Regions from separate parts of the Homo sapiens genome. Here all the other regions are linked to region 3. The links are chromatin loops, found by intact Hi-C in ENCODE. Cell type or tissue: CD4-positive, alpha-beta T cell. All regions are shown on one strand. Region 1 holds the start of CFAP70 (cilia and flagella associated protein 70). Region 2 has its middle 13 kb from the start of SEC24C. Region 3 has its middle 16 kb from the start of MYOZ1. Region 4 overlaps USP54 (ubiquitin specific peptidase 54). Region 5 holds the start of MRPS16 (mitochondrial ribosomal protein S16).

What was found. Hi-C counts contacts between places; a loop is a spot of excess contacts. Peaks named below come from ENCODE experiments on the same cell type or tissue, not always from the same donor. Only the 100,000 strongest peaks of a DNase experiment are listed, where the experiment ranks them.
Region 1: a loop joins it to region 3, with 4 times the contacts of the local background. A loop is called at or near these places in 4 of 110 quality-filtered maps.
Region 2: it touches region 3 in a loop (4-fold over the local background); 7 of 110 quality-filtered maps call a loop at or near these places.
Region 4: it touches region 3 in a loop (5-fold over the local background); 32 of 110 quality-filtered maps call a loop at or near these places.
Region 5: a loop joins it to region 3, with 4 times the contacts of the local background. A loop is called at or near these places in 8 of 110 quality-filtered maps.

What each region holds. Positions count from the first base shown.
Region 1 is chr10:73,356,881-73,360,880 of GRCh38, forward strand. CFAP70 (cilia and flagella associated protein 70) reads right to left here and starts at 1,984. Exons shown (of 28, transcript NM_001367801.1): 1 at 1,898-1,984. RefSeq lists enhancers at 1,127-1,652, 1,589-1,808, 1,653-2,178. In CD4-positive, alpha-beta T cell, no CTCF peak of the experiment used is centred here; a DNase peak (open chromatin) is centred at 1,951; H3K4me3 peaks cover 1,252 bases; H3K27ac peaks cover 785 bases.
Region 2 is chr10:73,729,006-73,733,005 of GRCh38, forward strand. It overlaps the pseudogene BMS1P4-AGAP5, the pseudogene BMS1P4, the pseudogene GLUD1P3 and the pseudogene DUSP8P5. Among named protein-coding and RNA genes, the nearest start is that of SEC24C, 13 kb to the right of the region's middle. RefSeq lists enhancers at 1,298-1,547, 2,928-3,648. In CD4-positive, alpha-beta T cell, no CTCF peak of the experiment used is centred here; DNase peaks (open chromatin) are centred at 936 and 1,516; H3K4me3 peaks cover 1,837 bases; H3K27ac peaks cover 1,869 bases.
Region 3 is chr10:73,623,671-73,627,670 of GRCh38, forward strand. It overlaps a transcript of USP54 not described here. Among named protein-coding and RNA genes, the nearest start is that of MYOZ1, 16 kb to the right of the region's middle. RefSeq lists a silencer at 2,019-2,268 and an enhancer at 2,439-2,548. In CD4-positive, alpha-beta T cell, no CTCF peak of the experiment used is centred here; DNase peaks (open chromatin) are centred at 1,511, 2,351 and 2,981; H3K4me3 peaks cover 1,920 bases; H3K27ac peaks cover 1,287 bases.
Region 4 is chr10:73,527,733-73,531,732 of GRCh38, forward strand. USP54 (ubiquitin specific peptidase 54) reads right to left here. Exons shown (of 24, transcript NM_001391956.1): 13 at 2,972-3,103; 14 at 2,411-2,791; 15 at 1,948-2,179. It also overlaps the pseudogene RNU6-883P. Among named protein-coding and RNA genes, the nearest start is that of PPP3CB, 34 kb to the left of the region's middle. RefSeq lists an enhancer at 1,699-1,993 and a silencer at 1,850-1,949. In CD4-positive, alpha-beta T cell, CTCF peaks have their summits at 1,789 (motif pointing right) and 1,993; a DNase peak (open chromatin) is centred at 1,829.
Region 5 is chr10:73,250,675-73,254,674 of GRCh38, forward strand. MRPS16 (mitochondrial ribosomal protein S16) reads right to left here and starts at 1,970. Exons shown (of 3, transcript NM_016065.4): 1 at 1,796-1,970; 2 at 1,089-1,349; 3 at 1-317. The coding sequence starts at 1,808. The coding sequence ends at 178. CFAP70 (cilia and flagella associated protein 70) reads right to left here. Exons shown (of 28, transcript NM_001367801.1): 28 at 3,088-3,381. The coding sequence ends at 3,301. All of the region lies in intron 2 of DNAJC9-AS1 (DNAJC9 and MRPS16 antisense RNA 1), which reads left to right. RefSeq lists enhancers at 1,689-2,256, 1,696-1,985, 2,106-2,365. In CD4-positive, alpha-beta T cell, no CTCF peak of the experiment used is centred here; DNase peaks (open chromatin) are centred at 2,007 and 2,657; H3K4me3 peaks cover 2,061 bases; H3K27ac peaks cover 1,868 bases.

The sequences.
Region 1 (4,000 bases), 270 kb before region 3:
CTTTTGTCAGAATTGCTCATTGAAAAAACTTGTTAAGCTTGGCACTGTGATGGGTGCTGAGGATACAAGAGATAAGATGTGAACTCTCTAACCTCAAGAAATTTAAAATCTAGTGAGGACGAGAGACGTGTAACTAGACCAGGAGTCATAATCTGTGAGACAGGTGCTCTGACAGAGGAAAGAAGGGAGGAGTGAAACACACAGGGAGGAAAAGGGGGGTGGAAATTTATTTTTTCTTTTACAAATAAAAAGAATGAGAGAAGCAAGGAAATTAACTGATTATAGCCAGTGTGCCAAGTGTGCTTCGCATTTATTATCTTAAATGTAGCCTCCCTTCTAAGAGATTCTTAAATCTCTATTTGATTGAAAAAAATTGAGCTTCAGAGAAGTTTGTTATCTTACCAGCAGTCATACAGCAAGGAAGTGCTGAATGAAGCTGGGACCTAGCTGGATTTGAGAATACATATGCATGCCAGGAAAATCTTGGAGGAAGTACGCTGGAACTATGTCTTAATAAAGGGAAGGATATTCCAAGAAAGGGAACAGATTTTAAAACGTTCAGAGGCAAAACAACACACATAGCAAGTAGCAAGTAGCTTGCAGTGGTGGAGTAAGAAGAAATAGGGAGAAAATGAGAAGAGACAAGCAGATAAATACCTTATTAAAGTACAGATCTGATCGTATCACTGTCTTGTTCCCTCTCACCTACCAAATAAACTGTAACACTACAGTTTAACTGTAGTTAAATGTAGTACTACATTCAGGGCTTTCTAGGATCTTGCAGTGCCAGTCAACTCCCCTCTTCTAGCTTATGCTCTTGCTTAGTATTTTTCAAAGATTACCTGCATTTAGTCGCTTTTGAACCTTTGCATTTTTCCTTCCCCCTGGAATTATCTCTCCCTTTCTCCTCACTCCGTCTCTACAGCAAATCCTACTCATCCTTTAAAATCCAGCTCAAATGCTTCCTAGTCCATGAAGCTTCCCAGTCGGAAAAACTTGCCTTTCCTCTGAATTCATTTAGCACTTTACACGTCTTTTGTGGCATTACCACAAGCTGTCCTGTTTATGAAGACTGGGTATTCAAAAGACCTTTCCTACTTAACAACTATGTGCCCCTAGGCAAATGCCTAACTTCTCTAAGCCTCAGTTTCACCTTCTGTAAAATGGATAACTTCCAACCTGTTTCACATTTATTGTGAATATCCCCTAAGATATTAAAGCTTTTTAAGTATGAAGCACTGCACAAATGGTATTATTAATATGCAGCGTTTGTCCTGAGAGCTCATTTACACCCTTGAAGGCATGTAACCTGTCTCACGCATATTTACGGGCCCAGAGTGCCTGGCACCATGTCTTGTACACAACAGGCGTTCGCGTCGTGTTTGAATTATGAATGCAAGATATAGGACTAAAGTTATAGTCAGGGCAGCTAGGGTGGGGACTCTTGTTGCCCCCGGCAAGGCACGCATTTCTTGTCATCTGCTCGGAAGAAGCTGCAAGGGGAGAGTCCAGTGAGAAAAAGGTTAGACGAAGGAGGCGATGTGACTGAGTCTGGTCTGGGGACAAGCGCAGTCAGCGCAGAATGAGGAGGCCTCCGACGAGAAGCGGTAAAGGAAGGTCTACGTCCGCGCTCCTGTGGAGGTCGCCGGGCTGGGGTTGGCGGCAGAGTCCGCACCTGGCCGGGCCAGCGGCTTTTCGGTCTAAATATCGGGGTTTTCAGCCTGGCCTTAGCTAAGGGAGCAGAAGATCGGGGTGACGGCTGTGGTGTGGCCGCAGGGCTGAGGTGGGGAGGCCGGGAAGAGAGAGTTTCTTCAGGAGGGATCACTGTCTTACCTGCAGCAGCCTCAGTTATGTTTTTGACAACTATAGCAACCAACTACCTCTCGCGAGAACTTACTTTTGGCCATCGCACGAGCAAGTTTATTCCAAGACTCGCGATAACCCTCTGGGGCCGGGAGCAGGGAGCGAGACGCTGAGCTTCTGCGCCTGCGCCCTAGCGCCGGCTGCAGCCTCCTCACTTCGAGAGCCTGCTGTTTCCGCGGATGCTTTACCTTGCCAAGAGTTGGGTTTAAGTGCATAGGTTTCCACCTTTACATTTTGCTTTCTCGACTCTTTGATTTCAATATTTCTCTATAATAGGAGGGAAAAAAGCAAAAGGAAGTTTAAAGAAAAAGGCCTTTATTAAACTGATTTGAAAACATCATTTAAATATTTCTCCGTGAAATATGCAATATTTTTTAAATGAGCCCGTCACGCCCTGTTGATGAGAGTGCAAAATGACCCTGCTTCTAGGTGCTCAATATTTGTACAATAAACAGACCTGAAGTTTATGATGTTAATACAAATTTTTAATATTCAAAATTTAACATTAAAGAGCTAGAATAGCAAAACACAATAGCAATAACCTGGAAACAACCCAAGTGCCCGTCGAAGGAATAGTGGATGAGTGGACCAATAAACTGTGGCATATTCACAAAATGGCATATTACAAGCAGTCAAAGTTAATGAACTGCAGCCATACACACAACACGGATGAATTTTAGCAGTATATATACTTTAAATTGTTGCAGTGTTAAGAGCCAGCTTGAAGGGACTCCCATGGGCCAAATAAGGGACAATTTGAGCATGAAGTAAACAACGACGATAACGGATTACAACCCATTGAATAAAATAGGAATATGCAAGTCCGTGTTGATACAGAGAAAAAGGAAAACTCTTTCAAAGTAGGATGCCAACCCAGAAGTGTAGCGAGAAGGATGGAAATAGAGAACTACCATTTGACAACTACTGAGGAGGATGACTCAGGCAGGAGTCTTCAATGGACGCTAAGGCTGGTGGGTAGATGTTCTATGAGGCATAGAATACTGGCGTGATTTTGGAATGCTTCCATGGAATACTACTTGATTACAGAGGGGGAAACAGTGAATGGACGCAACCAACATGATCAGGTGATCATGGTTAACATCACCAGTGTTGGGAGGAGTCTACATTGTGAGCCTCCTGGTGAAACACACTAAAAAAAAACACACACACACACACAAAGCATCCTTTTTGGTTTTCCTACCATGAAAGGAACTCAGGTTGTAGACCATCCAAGGACAAGAAAGACTGGGAACTGTCTCTGACTGAGGTTATATGACAACTAAATTCAATATGTATCTCTGTATAGCATTCTGGACCAGAAAGGAAAACAACATTGTTAGGACGGTGGGAAAAATGTGAATTAGCTCTGTGAATCGCATACCACCCCGAACATGCCCAATCTCATCTGAATTGGATGGTAGTGTTGTACCAATATTGATTTCCTGATGTGGAAGTTTGTTTGTTGTTAGGTAGGAGAGTGTCCCTGTTTAGGGGAAAATAAACACTAGTGTGTTTAGGAGTGATGAGACACCATCTCTTCAATTTGCTCTCTTGACTTTCAAAAGGTCCAGAAAAAGACTAACAAGGGATACATACACATGTACACACACATATGCACATGCATGCACACCTGCACACATACACACACAGTGAGCAATGGAACAAGTGCAATAAAGTGTTAACTATTTGGGAATCTGAGTGCAGGGGACATGGGACTTCCTTACACGATTTGGGCAACTTTTCTATACATTCGAGATCATTTCAAAACAATTAAAATATATACACACGCATAACCACTCTCCCTGGGAAGCCCTTTGCTTAGGAAATAGTTACCAGAGTCAAATTTTAAAATTTTTATTTATATGAATAAAGAAACATTATAAATATTGAGAAATATTTTTTGAAAGTTGCAGTGTTACAGGTAATAAAGGTTCTCAAAATAAAACTACTGTGGCACTACTGAGTAAGGATTTCTCTCTGGATTTTTTTTCCCAAGTGAGAGTTTTGGGTGAATTTGCACTGAGACAGCTATCCCACTTGCAAATGACAGACTCTTTCTACATAATAAGCTGGGTTAGGCCAAGTCTTTAATAGGGAGCTGTTCTTCCAGAAATCGCTCATGATCTTGGTCTACTTA
Region 2 (4,000 bases), 110 kb after region 3:
CTGGACAGCTCAGACCTAGATATCAACTGGACTAATGAAGTGGTTTCCTAACTTAAACTAAAACTTAAATTTTAATAAAAAATTTAAAATGCTTTTATGAACTTCCAACATGATCACAGTATTACTTTTAGTACCTGTTGACTCTGCAAAACTCCTAAATTACAACTCTTCTACATACATTTGAAAAATAGCAATATCTAGAGGCCGGGCACGGTGGCTCACGCCTGTAATCCCAGCACTTTGGGAGGCCGAGGCGGGTGGATCACGAGGTCAGGAGATCGAGACCATCCTGGCTAACACGGTGAAACCCCGTCTCTACTAAAAATATAAAAAAAAAATTAGCTGGGCGTAGTGGCGGGCGCCTGTAGTCCCAGCTACTCGGGAGGCTGAGGCAGGAGACTGGCGTGAACCCCGGAGGCGGAGCTTGCAGCGAGCCAAGATTGCGCCACTGCATTCCAGCCTGGGCGACAGAGCGAGACTCCGTCTCAAAAAAAAAAAAAAAAAAAAAAAAAAAAAAAAAAAAAAAAAGAAAGAAAAATAGCAATATCTGTATGTGTGAGACATGACTAGTTCTAGATGATGCCTGGAGACCCCATGGACTTACAGAGACCCTTCCAGTGATTTCTGAGGTACCTGGGAATCTGTGGCCAATAAATTGGTAATCACTGAATTAGTGAGTTTTTTAAGGATATCCAGCTGCATAAAATCTGACAGCTTGATTGGAAAAAAGCGGGGCAGGGTGCCATTTCATTCAATTAAGGTCCTGTATTCATTCCGTTTAGTAAATGTTTGTGTCTGTCTATGATGTGCTAGCCACTGTGCCAGTAAATGGATATAGCTATGATCTGACTTGCAGAGGAAATCCAAACTAGTATCTTCCGTGCCATGCAATAAGGGCTACATTGCAAGGCTGCACAGGGTGCTACTGGGGCACAGAAGTGAGTCAGAGGCTTCCCACAGACACACACACGAGCGGAAACAGAAAGTCTTTATATATCACCATATGTCAAGGAACACTGGCCGGGAGTTAGGAGAGCTGGGCACTAGGAACGCTTTGAAACCGAACAGCTGTGTGATTTCCGAGGTTATGTTGCTTCTCTACTATATTTTAGTTCCGAACTTGTACTAATGTTTCTCTCCCTTTTCTTCTTGGTGGGAAAAGCACAATTTGGGGTCAACAGATTCGGCTCAGGTCTAAGTCGCCGGCCGGGACCACGTCGCCAGGAAACGACGTCTCCCCGACACCTTCCCTCCCCGTCCGGGCTCTCTGCAGCAATTCATCCCGTCACTCTCCCAACGACCCCGGGCACACCTCCGGCAGATGCGAAATATGCTGCTCCTCAGGAGGAAAGATGACCCGGAGGACCGCGGGAGGACCTTCCCACTCGCGATCTTCCCAGTGCCCCAAAGCCAGGGACCCCACTGCCGCCTACCCCAGCCCGCGGCACCGAACTTGCTCACAACTGTGACTCCTCAGGTCGGATTGGACACCACCGGAAACGGAAATTCACCGTCGCGCCGACTCTCCGGAGGGAAACAAAAAGGCAGAAAAAAGAGACCGGCGCCTGGACGACTTTCAGGGGAGAGCTGGAAGAAAGACTGTCAACAGCTGAGTGCGGGCGCCGGCGCCGTCTACGCAGTGCGTTCCACCGGGTCCGTATCCCTCCCGATTCCGCCCCACCCCGCCCTCGGAACTCGCTGCCTCAACTCCTGCGGTGGGACTCCGGAGCAGCGTACACCGCCCTTGCCTTAGTCCTCCCCAAGGCCAGGGCAGCTGTGCGGCCTGGCGCGGGTTACTTGGTGTGGTGCAAAAAGCCAGAAGGAGACACATTTGGTCCTGGCCACCCCGGAGTCACCCAAACCAAAAGGTAAAAGGAACATAAAAAAGCCTTCTGGAAAGTGTAAAAAAATTCATTGCACAGTGATTTTTGTCTTGTGAAATCATAGTTACTGTTATTAGCAGTTTTTTAAACGTTTTATATTCATTTTTTATGGTGTTCTGACATATGAGCTGCTTCAAGTGTTTTTGGACATAGCTTGGGTGTAAAATGTAAAAAGTGGATATTTTCAATTTGTAGCTTTCTTTTTTGAAACTTACTGAAGTTTGTTCTAAATATATCCCCTTCTTTCTCACCTACCCCAACACATTTTTAAAAAAAACACCACCAAATATCCATTACAGCATTGATGTGAGTGTAGATGAAGTAAAAACTTTGGCTTCCCTGATGACATACAAGTGTGCAGTGGTTGGTAAGTGATCGCCTTTCTTGCTACCTAATGAGAACTCTGGGGAAATATGTTTACTCACATGGTTACTGTTAAGATGCTATAGAAATATACCTTATCAGAACTGATTTTTTTTAAGTTGTCCTCTTTAAGACCTGCATCATTTTTCAATTAGTCTAAATTAATATATAGCCTTTTTTTATGTGAGGGATTTTTTTTATAGGAGCTTATTGAATTTTAAGTCTAGATCTTTGTTTTCAATTCCTCAACATATTCTATAAATAAGACCAAATTATAGTAGAAGGATAGTAAATAAGCTATTATCTTTTAGAAGTTGTAAAGAGCACTGATTAACTCTATATTAGAGACCCCGCCCCTGCCTTGGCTGCGCGGGCCCCCGCCAAAGGGCCCATGGTCGGCGCAGCCGAGCTGGCGAGGGCAGCGCGGGTCCCCCGGAACGCCCCCCGAGGCGAGCGCTAACGAGGTCCGGCACCATGTGCTAGGTCACTCCCAGTGCAAGGCCACACTTGGGCCATCCGAGCAACCCCTCCTCACGTCAGGGGTCACCCTCCCCACCACCCATTGCCCCACCATGGCCGGAGACCGGCTCCCGAGGAAGATGATGGACGCCAAGAAGCTGGCCAGCCTGCTGCGGGGCGGGCCTAGGGTGCCTGGTCATCTACAGCCGCTCCTTCCTGGAGTACAACAGCTGGCATGTGCTCAGCTCCGTCAACATCTGCTGCTCCAAGCTGGTGAAGTGCCGGCTGCAGAAGGGCAAGGTGACCATTGCAGAGTTCATCTGGCTGGCCACACGCAGCCAAATGGAGGCCACTGAGCCACAGGATATGGTGGTCTATGACCAGAGCACACGGGACGCCAGTGTGCTGGCCGCAGACCGCTTCCTCTCCATCCTGCTGAGCAAGCTGGACAGCTGCTTCGACAGCGTGGCCATCCTCACGGGGGGCTTCGCCACCTTCTCCTCCTGCTTCCCCAGCCTCTGCCAGGGCAAGCCTGCTGCCCTGCTACCCATGAGCCTCTCCCAGCCCTGCCTGCCCGTGCCTAGCGTGAGCCTGACCCTCATCCTGCCTCACCTCTACCTGGGCTCGCAGAAAGACGTTCTGAACAAGGATCTGACGACACAGAATGGAATAAGCTACGTCCTCAATGCCAGCAACTCCTGCCCCAAGCCTGACTTCATCTGCGAGAGCCGCTTCATGCGGGTCCCCATCAACGACAACTACTGTGAAAAGCTGCTGCCCTGGCTGGACAAGTCTATGGAGTTCATCTGTAAAGGCAAGCTGTCCAGCTGCCAAGTCATCGTCCACTGTCTGGTCGGTATCTCCCACTCTGCCACCATCGCCATCGCCTACATCATGAAGACCATGGGCATATCCTCCGACGACACCTACAGGTTCATGAAGGATAGGCGCCAGTCCATCTCGCCCAACTTCAACTTCCTGGGCCAGCTGCTGGAGTAGGAGCGCAGCCTGAAGCTGCTGGCCACCGTGCAGGGGGATGCGGGCACCCCCTCAGGGACGCCGGAGCCTCCGCCCAGCCCTGCGGCTGGGGCCCGGCTGCCATGGCTGCCACCACCTACCTCAGAAAGCGCTGCCACCGGGAGTGCAGCTGCCAGGGAGGGCGGCCTGAGCGCGGGCGGGGAGCCCCCACTGCCCCCCACGCCCCCAGACACCTGCGCGCTGCAGCAGGGCTGCGCGGCCTGTACTCTCCTCTGACCGCCTGCAGGACACCAACCGCCTCAAGCGCTCCTTCTCGC
Region 3 (4,000 bases):
TTCTTTGTCCTGTCAACTACTATATAAACTCTTCAGGGGCAGAACCTTGTCTCATACTTTCATGTTCATATATTGTGCTTATTACATTGTAAGTATTTTTTTCTCTATCAGTCTGCCCTCACAGGGTCTGAGCAATTCCAAGGCAAAGATCGAGTTCTACCTGTATTTGTATCCTGAAGGCTTAGCAATCAGACACAAAATAGGTCTCAATAAATATTAAGTGGCTAAATGAATTAATCTTTTTTCACTGCAATGCCTTACACAGTACTTTACACATAACAGGAGTTCAGTAGAGCTTGTTATTGGATTCATGCAGAAATCTTTTGGACTCAACCACCACACAAAGCTTTATCTTGCATCAGAAAAGCACTTCTACTTTAATGTTTAGCTGCTGACATTACAAATTAGGTTTTACTCTAACATATATCAAATAAATGGGTTCAGTGACTAACCACATTAAGACCAGCTGAAGAAGGATTTTTAAAAGCCATATATATATATATATATATATATATATATATATATGTATTTTTTTTTTTTTTTTTGAGACGGAGTCTCGCTCTGTCGCCCAGACTGGAGTGCAATGGTGCGATCTCGGCTTACTGCAACCTTCCCCTCCGGGGTTCAAGCGATTCTCCTGCCTCAGCTTTCCGAGTAGCTGGGATTGCAGGCGCGCGCCACCAGGCCCGGCTAATTTTTATATTTTTTTAGTAGAGACGGGGGGGGGGGGTTTCACCATGTTAGCCAGGCTGGTCTCGAACTCCTCACCTCAAGCAGTCTGCCCGCCTCGGTCTCCCAAAGTGCTGGAATTACAGGCGTGAGTCACCGCGCCCAGCCAAAAAGCCATTATTCTAATTAATGCATTTGTGAACCTCAACATAAAAAAATCCAGTTATATAATCACAAGAGAGTTATCCCTTTCAAATGTATACCTACAAAAGATAGAAAAATGATCAGAAAACTTGTATCTGTCGATTGAAATAAATTATTTTTATGCCTGACTTGAAGCCATTGTTTTCACTACAAATAACAGTTAACCAGCAAAGTGGTCCACACCTGTTTCCAGAAAACAGTCCTTAAGACTCAAAGACTAGATGTTTTCCCCTCTGTGATTTTTAACTCCTGAGAGACATCTTTTATTTCAACATTGAGACATTCAAAACATGTTCTGTCTCCTAAAATAAAATCTCATTCATTTCTTAAAAGGCAAATAGCTTGATAAGCACACTTTAGGAACACCAGGTTTTACATCCAAATAACTAAAACTATCCCTAGATTTAGTGTTCAGCCTGCTGCTGCAATTAAAAAAAAATTGTTTTTTAAGTTACATTTGCGGAAGGTTTAAGTGTCGTATTGCACATTTTTTCACCATACCATCTAACCTGACTACCTTCCAGGTATTTCATAAGCACACCGTAAAGAAATTGTACACTTGAATGAGTCTGGGAAGAAACGTAAGCTTAGCACACACCCCCTTCTTCCAACTCAATACGCTTCAGAGGAAGCAACCTTAGTGTTTTTTTCTTCTCAAGAATCGCTCTCTCCCGCCCCCCTACCCTGCGCTTTATTTTAGAGTAGCAATCATTCATTATCCTACTCGTAGTTTCTCAGCGAAAAGAACCTTCCCAACTAATACTAGTTCACCAGGACTCTCCGTTCGCATCTCAAGAGTGTCCGTGGGGTATCTCTCCGGAAAGAGGGAAAGGAGGCGGCGACGATCTGGGACGCCACCATTCCCGCCACGGCCATTTAGGACCCAGGTCCCGGCGCGCGGTCCCCGACTAGCCTCAGGCAGAGCCGGGGGATCTGTAAAGGTCTGATCCCTTCTCCTCCCTCCACCCCTCTAACCAGTGAAAAGCAAACTGGGCCCAGCGTCTGTGCTCTCATTCAACATACCCTCCTCGTCGCTGTACCCCATTTCTTCCCACTTCTTTCCCAATGTAGCCTGGTCCCTTTATCCAGTTCCGAGTCTCCGTAAACACCCTGCTCCCAACACACACACCCCTCCACGCTCCAGCCCGCGCCCCCTGAACCCCATTACACCCGGGTCCCTCCCCCTGGACCTCCCAGCAGCTCTAGTCCTCCCCGCGTGCCCTAGAGCAGACCGGCGCCGCGTCCCTGTACCCACAGGACCCAGGTCCTGCCCCACACGTCACACTCAGGTCCATTCCTCCCGCGACCTAACCTTCCCCGCACCCCCTCCCCAGGCGCTACCCCCTGCACCCCGTTACCCCCGGCCCCGCCCCCCTGAGGGTGTCGCACTCACAGCTCCTGGCGCCGCATACTTAACCGCCGCGGCTGCTATAGCTACAGGGAGCCAAGGCAACCAGCTCTCGCGACACTTTCCTTGGCCATGGCGAGAGCACACGAGAAGAGACTCTCGCAAGAAAGTAAATGAGTCAGGCTGGAAACAGCGAAGTATATCTCGCGATAGCACTGTTTAAAATGGCGGCTTCAAGGCGTTTCACGGGTGTCCCGGACAGGCGTGGAGGTGGGGCGCAGGCGAGGATGAAGCTTGAGTTGGCCAGGAGTCGGAAAACGATTGCAGGCGGGACCGCGTCCGTCGGGGCTGAGGAAACTTAGCGTGGCAGACCCTAAACTGGGATAACTTTAGGGATATGGCCTTCTTTTCCCAGTTGCCTCAAACTTAGAGCAGCGTCGTCTTTAGCCGAAGATTCATTTTCCCAGCATTTTCCTTCTCCAGGCGGAGTAGTTGGAGACAGAGGGCAAGCCAGAAACTGACCTTCCCATCTCCTCATTCCCTTCCATCAAGAACTTTTCATCGTTCTTTCCCCACCCTGGTTTGTAAATGGTATTTGGCTTCATAAAAACGTTTGTCCACAGGTGCCCTGCTCCATCAGTTCGCTCCAGCAATATAGGAAGTTACCAAAAAAAAAATTTTTTTTTATTGACCTTGGATGCAGAAAGGAACCGCGTTGGTGTGTGATTTGAATTTTGGACTTCTTGTTTCCTGCCTTGTGGCCACGTCCCCCTTACTTGGTGACTCTCAGCACTTAGTTGTGGGGCTTTTTCTCTCTGCTCTCAGACAACTATAAAAGCAGACTAATTGAACAGCATCTAGAACAGAAGGTGGATGTAAAGAACATTGGTCGGCCGGGCGCTGTGGCTCACGCCTGTAATCCCAGCACTTGAGAGGCCGAGGCGGGCAGATCACGAGGTCAGGAGATCGAGACCATCCTGACCAACATTGTGAAACCCCGTCTCTACTAAAAATACAAAAATTAGCTGGGCGTGGTGGCGTGTGCCTGTAATCCCAGCTACTCGGGAGGCTGAGGCAGGAGAATTGCTTGAACCAGGGAGTTGGAGGCTGCAGTGAGCCAAGATCACACCACTGCACTCCAGCCTGGCGACAGAGCGAGACTTCGTCTCAAAAAAGAAAAAAAAAAAATGAGCCGGGCATAGTGGCACGCGTCTGTAGTCCCAGCAACTCGGGAGGATAAAGTGGGAGAATCCCTTGAGCTGGGAGGTGGAGGTTGCAGTGAGCTATGATCACACCACTGCACTCCATCAAACAGAGCCAGACTCTGCCTCAAGAAAGAGTGTGAGAGAGATCAAAATATCATTTCAACATATAACCAATGTTATTAACAAGATAACTTACATTCTTTCTTTCGTACTAAGTTTTCAAAATTTGGTGTTTATACTTGGAGCACATCTCATTAAGGACTGGGAGCATTTAAAGAGCTCAAGAGCCACATGCAACTAGTGACGAGAGTATCGGACAGCGCAGTCCTAGACTCTAGAGTAATGAATGAGCTCTCTAGATGTCCGGGGGGTGGTATCATGGGTGTGTGGTGTATGTAAAAGAAACTCTTGAAATTGCTAACTCAAATGGCTGCAGAGGCTAGGCAAGTAACAATAAAAGATGACCTGACATAGGGACTAGGACCCACTGGAGACTACAAACTCCTATCTAAAAGAGCCACTTTTCCTGAGTTTTAAAACACAGTGATGCCAAACAAGATGTCTGTGAGTAGGA
Region 4 (4,000 bases), 96 kb before region 3:
CTCACACCTATAATCTCAGTACTCTGGGAGGCTGAGGTGGGTAAATCACTTGAGCCCAGGAGTTCAAGACAAGCCTGGGCAAAATGATGAAACCCCATCGATACCAAAAAAAAAAAAAAAAAAAAAGCAACGACAACAAAACACTGTCCCAAAATAACATTTGGGCTTCTTCTCTGATTTTAGTATTACATAAGTTTTAATTCACTAATCCATTCTTTTTGAGATGGAGTTTCGCTCTTGTCACCCAGGCTGGAGTGCAGTGACGTGATCTTGGCTCACTGCAAACTCCGCCTCCCGGGTTCAAGTGATTCTCCTGCCTCAGCCTCCAGAGTAGCTGGGACTAGAGGTGCGCGCCACCATGCCCAGCTAATTTTTGTGTTTTTAGTAGAGACGGGGTTTCACCATGTTGGCCAAGATGTTCTCGATCTCCTGACCTTGTGATCCACCCAGCTCGGCCTCCCAAAGTGCTAGGATTACAGGCATGAGCCACCGCGCCTGGCCCACTAATACATTCTTTTTTTGTTTGTTTGTTTTTTTGAGATGGAGTTTCACTCTGTTGCCCAGACTGGAGTGCAATGGCACGATCTTGGCTCACTGCAACGTCCACCTCCTGGGTTCAAGTAATTCTCCTGCCTCAGCCTCCCAAGTAGCTGGGATTACAGGCTCCCACCACCACGCCCGGCTAATTTTTGTTTTTGTATCTTTAGTAGAGACGGGGTTTCACCATGTTGGCCAGGCTGGTCACGAACTTCTGACGTCGTGATCCACCCGCCTCGGCCTCCCAAAGTGCTGGGATTACAAGCGTGAGCTACTGCGGCAGGCCTAGTCCGTTTTTGTTTCTTTTTTTTTTTTTTGAGATGGAGCCTTGCTCTGTCGCCTAGGCTGGAGTTGCCATGGCACGAGCTCGGCTCATTACCACCTCCACCTCCTGGATTCCAGCGATTCTCCTGCCTTAGCCTCCCAAGTAATTGGGATTACAGACGCCCACCACCATGCCTCACTAATTTTTGTGCTAGCCTGGGATTACAGGCGTGAGCCAACATGCCTGACCTAATCTGTTCTTTAATACATTTTTTTACTGTGTATATTTAAGGTATACAACATGATGTTATGAGATACATAGAGACAGTAAAATGGTTACTATAATTGAAGGAAATTAATATACCCATCATCTCATATAGTTACCCATTTTTTTTGTTTTTGTGGCAAGAGGAGTTAAAATCTACTCATTTACCATGAATCTCATATGCAGTACAATTTTATTAATTGTAGTCATGTTTTACATTAGATCCCTAGACTTGTTTATCCTACATATCTGAAAAATACAGAAATCTTCACAAATTTTTGTGCCACCTTTGAGCAGGAGCCATGCTAATCTTCTCTGTATTGTTCCAATTTTAGTATATGTGCTACCAAAGCAAGCACTAAACAATTATTTCATTATCCTTAGCAAACTAAGACAGGAACAGAAAACCAAATACAGCATATTGTCACTTATAAGTGGGAGCTACATGGTGAGGACACATGAACACACAGAGGGGAACAACAGACACAGGCCTATCGGAGGGTGGAGGGTGGGAGGAAAGAAAGGATCAGGAAAAATAATTAGTGAGTACTAGCTTAATATGTGGGTAACAAAATAATCTGTACAATGAACTCCTATGACACAAGTTTATCCTAACAAACCTGCACATATGCCCCCTGAACCTAATTTTTTAAAATTATTTTATACATGATAACTGTATTTCAAATAGAAAGTTCTCTCTCCTTTCTCAAGTGCCTCTGTTCTTCCAGCAGAGGGTGCTGTTGTTATAGGAAGTTGAAAGAGCACATAGAGATAATAGCAAAGGCCATCCCTCCACTTGTCTCAGCCATGCCTGAAAGCCCCAAGTAGGTGGCTCACATTGCTGCAAGAGACAATGTTGCTGTTCAAAGGCCAAACAATACCTGTAGACATTTGAGCTCTCAGGCAGGGCTGCATCCAGGCTGACAGGGCTGCTGCTGTTCCTCTCACTGCTTTCATAGCCAGATTCCATTCGCTGGATTAGTCGGGGGTGCTGCTCTAAAAGGTGAGAGCCTGGCCGTGCTGGGCCCCAGCGCTTGTACTGGGGGCTTGGTCCACCAAATTTAATGTCGTAAGAAGGTGGCTTGCTTGGTTCATCTGGTATAAATTCTTTAGCTATCCCAATCAAAAGACAGGTATGGAAAATGAGGTAGATTTAGCATTTGCCTAAAATCAAGACCTAACTAGCTCCTCCCTCTAGCTACTTATTCACTGAACTCATATCCCTAAAACACCCGACATCAGAGTAAAAGTGCCCCTTGCCAGATGTACCAAAAAACCCAGGTTTTAAAAAGACATAAATCAACTTTATTCAAAAGCCCAATTCTTCCCTAATTATCTCCTCACCTGAATCCTCAGAAAAGGGGCTAAGCTGGGTATAGCCACAGTGCTTCCTTTTGTCCTTACTAAAGATACTGTCAATATTCAGAGATTCTCGTTTGGGTCTCCATGTGGGACGATACTTGCTGGAAGAACTGGATTTTGACTCACTGCTGGTACTCTCTATTTCCCAGTCACGAGAGTGTAAAGGCAGGGTCCTAGGAGGTTTTTTGTCAGGCTGGTCTCCTCCTCTGCCCCTGCAGTGAGAGCCTACATTGGTCTGAGAAGCCAGGGATGGTCTGTTATGGATCATATTGCTGACTGTCTCTTTAAAATCTCTCAGCCTGTTGGTGCTGCTGGATGGTTTGGAGGCATTTCTAGGAGCCTGCTTCTCTTTCAGTGTTTCTCCTAAAAACACAAAGAATGAAAGAAATATAGATGTTTAAAGTGATCATGGATACTAGACCCCAATGTCGAAAAAGCAAAGAAAAGCCCTCTGAACAGAAAGGAGAAGCCAACAGTCTGGAGCATGACAGAAGTTTGATAGAGTGAATGAAGGAGAAAGAGAAGCAGTGCAGAAGGGCTTGCCTTCACTGTGGTATCCCGAGGCCTGGGGCTCATCGCCTTTCCTCCTAACCCGACCAGAGCTCCTCTTGCGCTCTATCAGTGACCCTTTCTTGGATGTGTGTTTCTGATTACATTCACTATCAGTCAGGTGTCCTGAAAAAACAAGGAAATTGGGGTAAGCTGGTATCTGAGACTAACCTCCACCCTCCTGAGAACCTACCTAATCTCCCTTTGGGAGTGCCACAAATTTAGAGTACCCATGGAACAGAAGCTGTAGGGCATAGGCTATCTGATTTCAGTGTAGGAACCTCCCAGTAGATAAATGCAGAGAAGGGCCAGGTGCAGTGACTCACACCTATAATTGCAGCACTTTGGGAGGCTAAGGCGGGCAGATCACTTGAGGCCAGGAGTTCGAGACCAGACTGACCAACATGGCAAAACCCTGTCTCTACTAAAAATACAAAAATTAGTCCGGCATGGTGGCATGTGCCTGTAGTCCCAGCTACTGAGAGGCTAAGGCATTAGAATCACTTGAACCCAGGAGGTTGCAGTGAGCCGAGATCACGCCACTGCACTCCAGCCTGGACGACAGAGCAAGACTGTCTCAAAAAAAAAAAAAAAAGATAAATGCAGAGAAGCTGGGAGCATCCAAATTTACAATGTCTCCTGAGCAATGACCAATCTCAATCCCACTCCTAATCTTCCCCAGTGACCCAGAAGGACTAATGACATGTTTCTAGGTAACTTTTTAAAGGCAAAAGTTTTAAAGATTATATAAAAATGTCAGGTAGCCATATACTTTCACTCTCATAAATTGAAGACAGAGTTTTCCTTTTATTTATTTAGCAACACATATCAAATAAAGTCTGATTTTCAGTACATCTGGTATTATCCTGGATACTCCAGACTTTGCCCACAAGAGGTCTGATTTTATATGGCTTTAAGACCCAGTTCCAAGCTTTCCTTAATTGTGGATCATTTAAAGGGCATTTCAACTTTGATTCTCATTCCTATCCCCAACCCATCTTCACGAAACTTGGCTCCATCCAG
Region 5 (4,000 bases), 370 kb before region 3:
TAAGTCACACAAGAACAAATCTCTCCCTGGGCCCTGTGCAGGCCAGGCCAGAAGAGCAAGGGCAACTCAGGATACTCCATTTATTGAACTCCAAATCTAACAAAATTAAGATCGCTGCAGTGTTTCAAAAGGACCTTGACCTTGTTCCCACTGCTATGCTCACTAAAGTCAGCTCATTTATGTTTCTGTAGCCTCTGTATCTGTAGCTTCTGCATCTGTTTTCTGAGAAGCTAACAGGACTTCACGTGCCCGTTTCCTTCGCAGTCTCTCAGCATTTGTGATCATCATAGGATGCAGAGGGAAAAAGCCAGCAAGACCTAAAAGTAACAGATTTTTCACTTATTATAACACAGTATAAGCCAATGCTTCCCTAGGAACTCTGTCTCACAGAACTGAGGTCTGAGATCTGACCCAGTGCATGGATGCAAACCATGCTCCTCACTTGCCAAACTCTGTACTACTTCTCCCCGGCAAGGAGACAGTGGATGTCTACTTCCCTAACAATATTCCCCTTACTTTAAAAAACGTAAACTGACAGATGGCCATTCAAAACATACTATTCCTATTTTTAGCATAAAATACCAGTCACCCAAAGTCTTACAAAGGAGTCCACAAAAGGGGCCTCCAGATTCAAAATGCCAATTAGATCACAACTTCAGCTCCCACTTCAGTCCTGAACAGCCTAGAGGGAATGAAATAACTCTTTTTTTTTTTTCTTTGAGATGGAATCGCCCTCTGTTGCCCAGACTGGAGTGCAGTGACGCGATCTTGGCTCACTGCAACCTCCGCCTCCTGGGTTCAAGCGATTCTCCTGCCTCAGCCTCCCCAGTAGCTGAGACTACAGGTGCGTGTCACCACGCCCAACTAATTTTTTTTTTTTATTTTTAGTAGAGACAGCGTTTCACCATGTTGGCCACTCTGGTCTCAAACTCTTGACCTCAGGTGATCCGCCCGCCTCGGCCTCCCAAAGCGCTGAGATTACAGGCGTGAGCCACCGTGCCCAGCCGAAAATCATTCTTACACCTACTGTCCTGGAGCTGACTTCAGTTTAAAATCCCCTCAATAAGGTAAGACCAGAGCTGAGTTACCCAGAAGCTTTTCCATAGGCTTAGAGAGGTGGGCCCCGCAGCCAATCCAATGACGGATCCTGTCTAGGTTGAGGGCAACGAGTTTTTCTCCATGACTGTTGGGCAATGGATCATAGGAGCCCAGCTGCTCTACGAAACGGCCATCCCTGGGACACTTGTTGTGAGCAGCCACAATGCGGTAGAACGGCCGATTGGTGCAGCCACCCAGGGCAAGGCGGATGGTTAAGTGGCCCCCACGGTAGGCCTTGCAGAGGAGAGTAGCTGTAGAAAAGCAGCTGGTTAGGACACAAAAAACAGCACAAAAAGGACAAAATGACACAGACGGCACAATTCCCTTTTCCCACTGAAATGTCTCACTTCCAATCCATTCCTGTCAATCCAGTTTAGATGCTACTCTTCTTTGTGAAACCCCTCTTGGCCAGTCCAGCCAGCAATGACCTCCTCCTCATACCCAAACCCACCCCGCATGGGCTTGCCATTCACTAGGCTCTGTGACCTTGTCGGAGCCTTAGCTGCTTCAATGGGGTGGAAATTTTTCAGCGGTGATTAAGTGGGGAAAAAACTGAGAGAAGGATCAAATGTAAGGCAGTGTGGCTGCTTCAGGTTCGGGTTGCCTCCATCGCGCCTGGGAGAGCTCTCCCCACCCGGCCCCGAACTCCCGAGCCCCGTGACCGCCCGGAACGTCTCGCGGTGGCCCGATGACTCACTGAGGTGGACCATGGTGCCGCCGGCGTGCGGCTCCTCGGAGAGCCCCGCTACCCGCACGCACCAGCTCTACGGCCTTGGCAGGGCAGAGAACAAACACAGAAAGAACCTGCAAGCCGACACCAGGCCGCACCGCCAAGCGGTACAAGCCCGAAAACCTCGACTCCGGAAGCGGATGATCCGCTCGCCACGCCTCCTCCGCTTGCCGCCCTATACTTCCCACAATGCAACACGGTGACCCCTAACGTACCTTAAACTGCTGCAAAAGAGGCGTTTCTCGTGGTGTCTTGTGGGAGTGGCGGTGCGATCCCTCTCAGACTTGTGAGTCCCTGCTGGAGTCAGAAGTTTTAGGCGAATCCCAGGCGCGCCAAGGAAAGTGCTACAAAAGCCATCCATCTTGCAAGCGTTGGTGCCGAGGCGCAACGCTGAGAACGCAAATACTAAAGGGCGCTGTTCTTTCCTCGTGGAGCTCACAGTCCGCTGGGGAGACCGTGAGATGACAGCAGAGAAACTAGCGCGATCAGTAGTACTCAGCGCAAGGACAGCGAGCAGAGAAGGCAAACCTAGTGCTTGCTAAGGAAGACTTCACAGAGGAGGTAGTGTCAGGGCCGAGACTAGGAGAAGGATTGTAAGTGACTAGATTTTACTTTATCCTTCTCGTTAACCAAAATTAATTTACCTCTCACCTTTTCTCCTGTTGTCGTCCCACCCCTATCGAGGCAGTCACACCTTAAAAAAAAAAGGAGGGGTTATTCCTGCTTTTGCCGTGCTGTGATCCAGGGCAGAGGTGAAGTATGATTTTTTTTTTTTTTATCTGTAGCCCTAGAATATGACCTCGGTGATGAGGGTAACGGTGTCTCCTTGGAGCCCTAGTGGTTTAGATCCATGAAGATGCCTGTGTTTGGTGAGAAGGTGTCAATAGCTCCACCTTCAGCAAAGACCTCTCTGTTCAGCTTTTTCGTTTACTGTTAGTTCCAAAGGGCTAGCATGCTCTTTGCCCTAATACAGTGACCCAGCATAGCAGTCTTCCTCCAGGGCCACCTTTGAAAATGATGCCTTAATTCCTGTATTTCAGTTAACTGAACCTGTCCAGAAACCTTAGCACCTGACTTCCTCCAGGAGTGATCCAATAAGCTTTCATCAGAAACCCTAATAATGACCCCACTATACCTTAATTTTATTGTATGTATATATATGCCATATAATTATTATAGCAATTACACTATAGTTATTTATATAACTAAATACCTACATGTAACTCAGTATACGTTAACTCCAGAACCATGCTGATGAATTTTGAGTTTCATATCTCCATTTTTTTATTGTGACCCAGTTTCTCGTCAACCAGTAAAACATCCAGTAACACAGCCAATGGAAATAAATGAATGGGTCTCTGTTTATAGTGAAGATTCTTTCGTTCTCCAGCTCCAGGCTTCATACGGTAAAACTCTCTGGGAAGGAAAGGAACTCAGAGTCCCATGCAGAAAATTGTTCAGCTGGAGGGGTATCAGAAAGATGGATTTCCAAAGCCAACTGTTTCCTGTAGTGTGTGGATCTCTGCAAGCAGAGCCTCATCTTTCAATTTCAGCTACATGAAAGAGGAAGAAAGGGAAAGATATATGTCATACGTGATATACTTTATGTGGCTTTGAAGACCCCTCTTTTGTGGGGCTACGGCTAAAGAACATAGTTCCCTGGGATGGAATTGGCTCTTCCTATTTCCCTACTTCATGAAAACTCCAGTAGAAGACCTTAGAACCTTGTCCTGGTTACATGGATATGTTTACTTTGTGAAAATTCATCAAGCACTATGCACGGTCATGATTTGTACATTTTTTTGTAAGATAACTTCATTAAAATTTACTTTTTTTATTTTTAAAAAGTGTTCACATTATTACCAGCATCTCTTGGCTAATGCATAGTATTCCCATCTGGCAAGTGATATCAGGGAATCAGAGACAGAAATCATAGGCTTATATTAGATCTGGTTTTAGTTTTAGAATCTAGATATGTAGTAGAGACATCTAGGAGCCTACAGAATACCTATTTTTTCTTACTAACAAAATCTTAATTTCTTTTCAAGGCAGTAATGCAGTCAGCTAAAAAGCCACATTTTCCTGCTTCCCATGCAGCTAGAGGTAGTCATGACCAATTGCCACCCAATGAAATGTAAACTAAAGTCATTGGGTAGGACACCTGGAGAAGCC